2 separate regions of the Homo sapiens genome follow, and region 1 is linked to region 2. A link is a contact called in ENCODE Hi-C data. All regions are on one chromosome and are shown on one strand. The core of a region is the stretch at or near the end of the contact, and the rest is flanking DNA. Distances in the headings are between cores, read along the strand shown. Region 1 overlaps LINC03082 (long intergenic non-protein coding RNA 3082). Region 2 overlaps MYO16 (myosin XVI).

The links. A loop is a pair of places that touch in the nucleus more often than their neighbours do.
Region 1: a loop to region 2 is called in a map of posterior vena cava, with 8 times the contacts of the local background. The contact joins two enhancer-like sites. A Hi-C loop is called at or near these places in 7 of 168 maps with a recorded cell type or tissue (GM23248, endothelial cell of hepatic sinusoid, esophagus squamous epithelium and 4 more).

Annotation. Positions count from the first base shown.
Region 1 is chr13:110,103,759-110,108,458 of GRCh38, forward strand. All of the region lies in intron 1 of LINC03082 (long intergenic non-protein coding RNA 3082), which reads right to left. Among named protein-coding and RNA genes, the nearest start is that of LINC03032, 16 kb to the right of the region's middle. Within about 2 kb of position 3,143, at least 11 of the 41 ENCODE cell types and tissues checked have a DNase peak (open chromatin) inside an H3K27ac peak, as active enhancers do; they include stomach, where a contact is called at or near this core.
Region 2 is chr13:108,944,161-108,949,113 of GRCh38, forward strand. The region is part of intron 16 of MYO16 (myosin XVI); the gene reads left to right. Among named protein-coding and RNA genes, the nearest start is that of MYO16-AS2, 160 kb to the right of the region's middle. Within about 2 kb of position 3,436, at least 6 of the 41 ENCODE cell types and tissues checked have a DNase peak (open chromatin) inside an H3K27ac peak, as active enhancers do; they include stomach, where a contact is called at or near this core.

The DNA.
Region 1 (4,700 bases), core at 1,893-4,392, 1.2 Mb after region 2:
AATTAAACTATTTAGTCTGGAAATAAAGGTGATGAGGGCTATTTAATGCCTTCAAGGATCAGGAAACCTTCTATCATGGTTTGCACGGAGGACAGTCATGAGGAAGTGGGTTTATGTATTGGTGTGAGGAGGATGATGGTAATAACAGACCAGAGAGTGGGGTGCTTGAGGAAGCGCAGTGCCCAGAGAAATGCTGGAGACTCTTTCTCCGTTTAATTTTTTGACTTTTGTTTCTTATCATGGGGTAGTTGTAATATTATTAGATTAATACAAGCTCATGTTGTGTATTTTCCAGACACAAACTAATATGCTTGTGTGTGTGTGTGTGTGTGGCCTCCTTTTACAAACACTAGGGGATTACATTCTGTATACAGTTCTACAACTTGTTTTTTTTTTCCTTTAACAACATATCTTAGTCATGTGTATAGATGAGTATCTATAAACCTACCTTATTATCTTAATACTTAGATGTAGACTTAGGAAGCTTGGGTTTCCATCGTATATACAACACAGCTTATTTAACCATTGCTTTATTGATAAACCTTTATATTACTTTCACTTCTAATAGAACTCATGCCCACATCTTTACATACTTATATGAGTGTATCCATAGAATAAATCTCTAGAAAGGCAATAAATTCCTAGAAAATGAATAACTAGAAAAAAGCAGTTTATTTTTAACCCCTTATAACTTTAAATATGTGTATGTATATCTTCAGACTTATGTTTAAATAAGCCCAGAGCTTCCAAATTGAGCTGGCGTCAGCGTCTCCTGACAGGCTTGCTAAACGCAGATTGCTGGGGCTTAGCCCAGAGTTGCTAATTCACAAGGTGCAGGATGGGGCCCCAGAATCTGCACCTGTAACAAGAGCCCAGGTGATGGTGGTGATGGTGATGCTGCTGGTGCAGGGACCGCTGTCTGAGAACACCTGGATTAAGCCCTGCACCTGCCTGTGGGAGGAGGACAGTAACATCTCATCCATATCTGGGAGCCAGAGCTGGCGTTTTGTTTTTTGTTTGTTTGTTTCCAAATGCACTGGGTCTGTGATTGTGGGAGCCCACCTCAGGCTTCTCTGCCTGGGCCTTGCCAGGTGAGCGAGAAGCTGGTCCCGTGAGGAGCAGTCCAATCCGGCCCATGTTGCACAGCCTCGTGCCCAGGCCCTGGAGCTAGCAACTTGCCCGACACAGCCTGCTCCTTCCCAGAGGGCAGCCCCCATGCAGGCTGCTTCCCACGGTGTCTCAGCAGGTCCTCTGCAGATTTTTCCTCCCACCTTTTTTATGGTGTCCAAGACATGACCACAACCACCACCACCAAACTCTTCCATCCCTGACAAACAGTTCCTATGTTATTTTAGAAAAAGTCTCTCCCCACAGTATGGCAGGAGCACTTCCCATAGTGCCCCCTTCGGCTTTATCTTCAACGATATCTCAAGGCCTGCCAAGCATTCTGACATCATGAGATTAGACTCCACTGTGTACTGGCAGGTTTGCATTTTTTAGATGTCATATTTTAAAGCACAAGACAGGGGCCATGTGGTGGGAGGGACAGTGTGAGGCCCATTCCCTGTTCCCAGGGCACAGACTGCTGTGACATTTGCTCTCTTGAGAACTTAGCAAGGGCAGGCAGAGGCAGCTGACCGAAAGTAACTCCGTGCAAAAGTGGCCCAGCCACTCACGGCGACACTTAATTGAGAGGAATGAGGGCCAGAATTCAAGTCCAGGTTCATGGACAAGTCATGTCCTTTTCAAGACCTACACTGGAAGCCACATCTATGGCCCTTGCTCAGTGTCTCCTTAGTAACCATCGTGGTGCCTCACATGGTGAAAGCTTGACAAACTTTGAAGGACTTCAGCACATGTGGTCTCATTCATTCTACAAAGTCAAGATGTCTTTAACTCTCCTACCTATTTCTTGGGAATAAAACAGAGCTTGAATGACTTTAGTGATAAATAACTTTGGAATAGCAACTCCACATCTTTCCATGCATTGCAGCCTCATGGCATCCGTGTGAGGGAATGTCATTATTATCCCATTTTAGAGGTGCAGTGGGTGAGGTTGGAAGAAGTTTTGACTTTTCTGAAGAAACTTAACTAGAACATGAAAGAGTTCATTCTGAACCCAAGTTCCAGGTTTTTCTATCACTGTTCCATTGGCTTCCTTTATTTCTGTTAATAGTGTGATTGCTAAGAATAAATGCCTAACATTTACTAAGTGCCTCTATGAGCCAAGTAACACAGTAAGGAATTGCACATGGATTACCTCAGGGCAAGGCAGAGGGGTGCATGGCCGGCCTGCAGGACAGCCCAGCAGCGGGAGCATCAGGGCAAGCTGAGAATCCATTTAGGAGATGGGGCCTACTAGTATTTCCATTCTACAGATGCCTAAACTAAGGCTTGGATGAGTTAACTCACTCCCATGAGGACACAGAGCCAGCAGGTGAAGATGGAGCCATGATACCTAACTCAGCACTCTGTCTCCAGAGCCAACGACAGGTCCTGGAACCATTAGCCGTATGGCGACTACTTCTCAATTCATTATCAGCACCTCTCATTCATTTCACATGCAAGCCAGCTTCTTAGAGGAAACAGCATTAATTATGTAGACATATGTTTATGTTGGTCAATGGACTTCTTGCTGTTGTTATATGGCTTGAGGATTGGTCTCCTCTTTTACGACAATAGTCATAGAAAATGTTTCACAAGTATATTACAGAAGTGACAGCATATATCAAAGACACTCCGTTAAAGATGAAAGTGTAGAAACGCCAGGTTTTCTGGGAAGGGGTCGCCCAAGGGAAAGAGTTGAAGATTGAAGGTTGATAGGAACAGCCTGTGTTCAAAGACAGTCATGAGTTTACGAAGCTGTGGAATGTTTATGGAGGACATCGGCCATCCAACATGAGGATGAACTTCATTCCCCGAGGCCTGGCGCAGGATGGAGCTGTGATTACGTGGGCTGTCCTTTGCACGGGAACAGGGGCTCCATCGATGAATAACAGGGGGTACCTCCAAAAGGCCACGCTGACTCTGGGAATTGCTTTGAATTTCAGGCTTAGAGAGCTGGGGCTGGAGTGCTGACCATGACTTTGAAGCTAAAAGCAGTGTGTGCTCTGAGGCAAGGAGCTGCAGCTTGGACCTGAGCCCTGGGAAGCTGCCCAGAGGCACTGCATGGCAGAGCAGGCTGGGGGCAGGAGCAGAGACAGCTCTTTACCGAGACCAGCTCCAAGACAGCTCGCCCCTAATAAGGAAGTAGAGTGGCACTCCCCCATACCTCATCTCAGAGACCTCCCAGGTCCTTCAGCCTCGCTGAAGGAAGGCCGAGCCTCTGTGGGGCCCTGAGATGTTAGGGCTGAGCAGATTCTAAAGCAGGACTCTCAGTCCTGAGCAGCAGAAGATCAGATGAGGGTGAGAACTGCCCCCAAACTGAGCTGCCAGTTAGATTCAGAAATGTGCTCAGGCTGGTGGGTAGAGCTGCCTGACACTTTATTCCTTTTCTTCATGTCATTTACTGTAATATTAATAATCTCTGGTTACACATCATCTCTAAATGTCACGATCTTGAAGGTCAGTGTTAGGGGTGAATTGTGTCTCCCAGAAAGCCAAGTTCAAGTTGTAAACCGTACCTGTGAATGGGACCTTATTTGGAAATAGGTATTTGTGAATGTGATCGAGTTAAAATGAGGTCATGCTGGCTTACCTGGGGACTTAATCCAATGATGGAGGTCCTCCTAAGAGGAGGAAATTTATACCGAGACACACAGGGAAGACCTCAAGTGACCACAGAGGCAGAGACGGGAGCGATGTGGCTGGAAGCCGAGCAATGCCAAGGACTGCATCAGCACTAGAGGCTGGAAGCAGGGGAGACCCTTTCCGGAGCCTTCAGAGGGACCACGGCCTGTGGACCCCATGATTTTGGACCCTCAGCCTCCAGAACTGTGAAAAAACACACTTCTTGTGTCAAGCCCGAGGTTGTGGCAATTCATTGCAGTGGCCCGAGTGCACTAAGATCAAAGTCCTAAAACCTTTGTTTTCCATAGGAGGATATCGAGGCTCAGAACACTGTCCCTCCACAAAAGGGTGGCACTGCTAAGACTAGGCCCAGACCTTCTCCGTCAGCCCTGTTCTCAGGGATCCCTTGGCGATGGGACCTGAAGTTCTGGAGGGAGCTGCCACAGCAGCATGGATCCAGGAGGCTCCCGGGTCACATGCTTGGGGCAGTCGGAGGTTCCAAGTGTGGTGCCAAGTGCCCAGTTGAGTTGTTGGCACTTCTGGCCTTTGGAGTCACTCTGTGGACGCTGGTAAGTCATCAAAGAGGGTGTTGCCTCTGTGAACGTCAGGGGCACAGCCTAGCGGAGAGTGGGCCTTGGGGACATGGGGACCCCTAATTTAATATAGACATGGCACACAAGGCAGTGGAGGCAGCTCCTGTCAGCACCCTGGGGCGGCAGACAGGCTGGAACCTGTGGTCTCGGGATCAACCACCCTGGGAAGCAAAACGTACTTCCCGCCGTTCTCCACACTGAGGCGCCATTAACAAGGCCCTAGCAAGCAACTAGGCCTGGCTCGGGCAAGGCCGCCACTTCCGTAAGCTTTAGAGCCAAAGACAGCAGGTGCCCAAGGGAGGCACTGCACCAGTGTGAGAGTGTGAGTGTGCAACAGAACACACGTGTGTGAGTGTGTGACAGTGTGTGGGTTTGATT
Region 2 (4,953 bases), core at 2,186-4,685:
TGCTTTTGAGCAGTGCTTGTTGTAAGAACATTCTTCTGGGAGATAAAAAAAAAATAATATTAGGTTAGAGCAAAAGCAATTGCAGTTTTTGTCATTACTTTTAATTACTTTTGTACCAACCTAATAGTAATTAAAGAAAGTAGCCCACCTTATTCTTAAATAAAACTTTTTAGGATCACCTGTTAAGATTGAAGAGGAAAAGGGAAAAAGGGAAGGGCACTCTCAACTGCATTTGATAATGACAACATTAAGACTACTTTTTCACTTTATTGGTTCATTTGTGTAATTTAATTTCCACCCCCCACTTAAAGTTTTTAATTCCCTAACAAATCAGAAGTAAATGTCTACTGATATAAATCTTGCTAATTTAGTTTTTATTTTCGTAAATGTTGAGATTTGTTGTTAACTGTTTGAAGTATTTGATACCTTAAATGTAATTATTGAAGTTAAGGCATTAAAAGCAGAAAATTGGGTGGAAAGATAGTATGAGAGCGATTACTAAAGAATAATGTCTAAAGAGCCTACAATATCATAATTCCATTTCAATTTATTTCTAAAGAAATATATACTTTGCATGTTTTAAAATTGAAGATATATTTGTCAGAGATGAAGCACCTGAGTTTAATCATATTTTCCTTATAACACTTTTATTAGTATTTTTAATGGGTGTAATTGGTTTAGACAACTGTAGAGTTATTTTCTAAATAGGAACAATATTGCAAAATGGCAGTAGTAATAGTAAATGAGTAACCCAGTTTTTGCTAGGTCATAATATTGCTTCATTTCCTAAGTGCGTGAGAAAGATATAACAGAATGCTAATTATTTCTCTGAGTCAACAAACATATTAAGCCCAGTATGCGTGCTTGTCTCGAAGTTTCCAGAATCCATCTTTTGTAAAACAGGTTTTAAATATTTTGTATTGATTCAGTATCTTTCTATGTAACTGATTGCTTCACAATATTCTTGTGTAACTTACTTCGATTTCTCACACTAACATCTCTAAATTAGAATATTACAACTGGAGCTGAAGCACATCAGTCCAAACTTTACTGACAATTAGTTTCAGAATTTTTCACTTTCCATTAATTTTTTAATGTAAATGTATGATGACATTTAGACAATGTGATTGGGTCTTTCTGGAAAATTTCTTTAATGTAGAAGTGATTGTGACCTGAAAGCACAATTCATGGCCAGGGACCACTTATTTGGAGGGTTATTCATTATTTGAACTTTGTTATTTCATAACTAGCGTTTCTTATTGAAAATATGTAGCATATAAGTAATCACAACAATGGTTCTGAAACACATCCTTGACTAGAAATTATTTTTAAAATAGGAGCCAAATCCTATGCAATAGAACATTAGGTGTCAAAATGGAACCCACATTTCTATTCTTTTTTTATCTTGACTTATTAGGATTAATTATAATTAACTAGGCATTTTTACTCAGCTTTTACATTTAGCAGAAAAGAAAATTTAGATTATTTAGTTTTATTTACTTTATGAGTCTATTCTGAAATAGCCAGATCCAATATCCTATTACTGATGTCATTTAGTTACATACATTGTTTTGGATAAGTTTACCTCAGTAGGTACAGCCTATATTTGAATACGTTTTTGTGGTTGAAAAAAAATCTTCCTGAATTTTACTTTTAAAGATTGCCTGTAGAGTGTACACGTTTTACTCATTTTAAGTTCTTCATTAAAATCTCAATTTTAATGAATCTTTAAAGCTGGAGGTGCTGATGTTTCTAATTAACATGTCAGAAAGGTGTTTAGCATGCTTCCCCCATGATATCCTGAAGCCAGACTTCTGAGCTGTGTACCTGGAAGGTGCGTCTGTGTGCCTGGGGGTAGACATGCCATTTTTTGAAGATAAAATTTGCTGTTTGTCTAATTATCTTATCAGTGAAGGCAATCAGACTAAGTAAGTGGAGTATTTAAATTTCTGTTTGTCAGTATTTTATTGTATCTCCATCCCTTCCCTCCTCCCCATTTTGTCATACTTCCTTCCAGAGCATCTCTGATCAATATTTGTATGTTTGTTTCTTATACTAAACTCTCTTTACTAGATAACTTTTCCTAATACGTTCTTTGTTAGAGTATTTGTTTCTTTTGATTTTGGCAAAAAAAAAAGGGGGTTTGACTTTTATGGCATAAATTTTTCACTTATTTTGACAACCTTTGACCAAAGGAAACGAGTAGAGCTGGTGTTCACTATGGACTTATCAGCCAGCTATGTATGGCACTTCCAGATATACTGGGAACCTATTGGGTAAAAATGTAACCAACTAGGTATACATATGGAAACTTTGAAATACATATGGAAACTTCCAGGTATGTGTAAACCTTCTGTACACCCAATATTAATTTAAATTTTATGAGAATCCACCAGGAATTTTAAGACATGATCTTTATCTGTAAACAAGTTCATGACATTTAATTTTTTGTTAAATAGGAGTTATTAAATATTTAAATGTATGAATAAGTGAAATGCGGAGAAGAGAGTGTATTGGTCAGGGTTCTCCAGAAAAACAGAGCCAATAGCCAAGAGGGTATGGATCTATACAGAGATAGAGATGGATTTTTTTTTTTATTGAGATATAGTCTCGCTCTGTCACCCAGGCTTGAGTGCAGTGGCAGGATCACAGCTCACTGCAGCCCCAGCCTCCTAAGCCCAAGTGATCCTCCCACTTCAGCCTCCCAAATAGCAGGGACTACAGTTACAGGCCACTATGCCCAGCTAATTTTTGTATTTCTTGTAGAGACTGGGTAATTAAAATTTTCTTTTAGTCCTGCTAAGCTGAAAGAGGTTGCTTAATACATTTGTGGGTTACATTCAGCGCGATGTTGTTCACACCATACTTTATCAGCATTTGATGAAGGTCAGGGGTGGGCCTGGATGAACCTGCCTAAGAATACCTTTGTCAGTAGTAACTATCTGTACATGGTCATGTGTCTGAATCAAATAAACTATAATATTTGCATATTACTAAAGTTTTGGTGAAGATGCCTATGTTAGTCGGTATTTAAGACACAGGGTTGGGTTGAAGTTTATCCTTCCTGTTGGTGCTGTGGACATGGCCTTACACATGCTTTCTGGTCACCTTCTCCCCTGAGGAGGACTTCAGCACCTGTTCAGCCTCGCCTGCGGCATATTTCTGTGTGCATGCGCGCTGCCCTCTTCCTGTACAGAACCCTCCCTAGGCTGAGGATGTCTTGGTGTGAGTTAGAGAAAGTTCTGCCCACCTCTCCCTCCAGTCAGATGCAGCTCCCCAGGCCTTGAGTTGTTAAACTAATCCTACCATCTTCGAGGCCAGGCCAACCCACACTTTCTGAGCAAAAAGGTATTTTTCTCTCCATTTCACAGCTTCACTCACTGAAATATCAGCAGTTCTGGGTGTGTGTTTCTGGCTGTGTTTATGCTGGACACAAGGCTCGGGGATGAGTTCAGGCTGCGGTCAGCCCCTTAACCGTTGTCCAGGGCCTTCTGTGCAAGACACAGCCACCCTGTCTGTCTCCACCCCCCGGCTCTCCCAACTAGACGTTTCCAAGAAACAAATAATTGGCCATACGATCATTCACTATGTGTAAGGTGTCAAGAGTTTTGAATTTGTTTCACCAGATGTTTTGAAATATTTCAACTGATTAGAAAAATATGGATGAACTATTCTGGGAATGTCACAAGACCCGAAGACTTTCTGAATGTGTAATTTGTTAAAAGGATTCTGTTCTTTTCCTGAATTTATTAGATTCTGTTCTTTTCCTGGAGACCACTGACAAGATTTTCTCTTTCCAAACAAAACAGTTTGTGACTCATATATTAATACTTTCCAGGTGGAGACTTGTGTATCTGAACGCATGGTTAATAAAAAGTTGTACTCATATTCCTTGAGGAGGGGGAGACTTAAAATTTAAAATTAGTTAATATGTTTCAGATAGTTCGAAAACAATACAGAAAAGAATTTCTGTTTTAGGAGCAAAGTGAGGGTGCATGGGCAAAAAGCAGCACTTGGCCATCGTCATTAGCAAAGTGTGCTGTCTTTATTGATACCAACTGTTTAATTTTGCCTTATTTGGCTTCTGTTTATATATTAAACATCACCAAGTAAAAAATAGCTCTGCGCACAATAGAGAAGACACTGTTCCTTTGTATTCGCACAGCAGATAAAAAAACTGAGCAACACATTGTGTTTGTACTCTGCGAGTCTCTGACTTGGTGAATGGACTAAACAAGTTTGTCTTTAAGTAGTAACATTTTTATTTATACTTGAACCTTCAATCCCAGCATGCCTTGGGTACACAAGTAGGCACACAAGGATTGTTTCATGCGCGCTGATCTCTGCGCCTGCTGAGTGGGGCCACACCTGCACCCTGGAGACACAGTAGGTGCGGCCTCAGGGAGAGCACACAGGCCTTTGAAGTTCCATGGGGATGTTTTTGGCAAACAGTCAATGTTTGTATTTGATCTTTGAATCATATCTATTCCCACTCCTTAGAGTGATGCTTCATGCTGGATGGGAACATTTTTTGTCTGTGCCTCCACATAGCACTTCTTGAAAGAAATCTCCAGTGTGGACTCCTCTGTTCAAAAGGAAAACCCTCCTGTGATTTAGTCCATGGCTTAATCTTACTTATGCGTTCTCAGGTGACACAAGAAACTTATTCCAGAACTAGTTTTACTTTGCCTCAAAGCAAAAGTATTAGCACACACACCCACACTCACACCTCACACCTCACATATATACACAAATTATTTTGGCTATGTTATGGACTCACTTTGGAAGACATAGCATCAGCCTGCTCTTTGTTGTCAGGACAATAAACAAGTTGGTTAAATGGATGAGTTAATTAGAAATAGCACATAGTCAACAGTTGTTGTTACAGACTTATTTTCAATAAATTTAACTTGTAATGAAAACCATTTCTTGTCCAAAGCACAAGTCGAATTT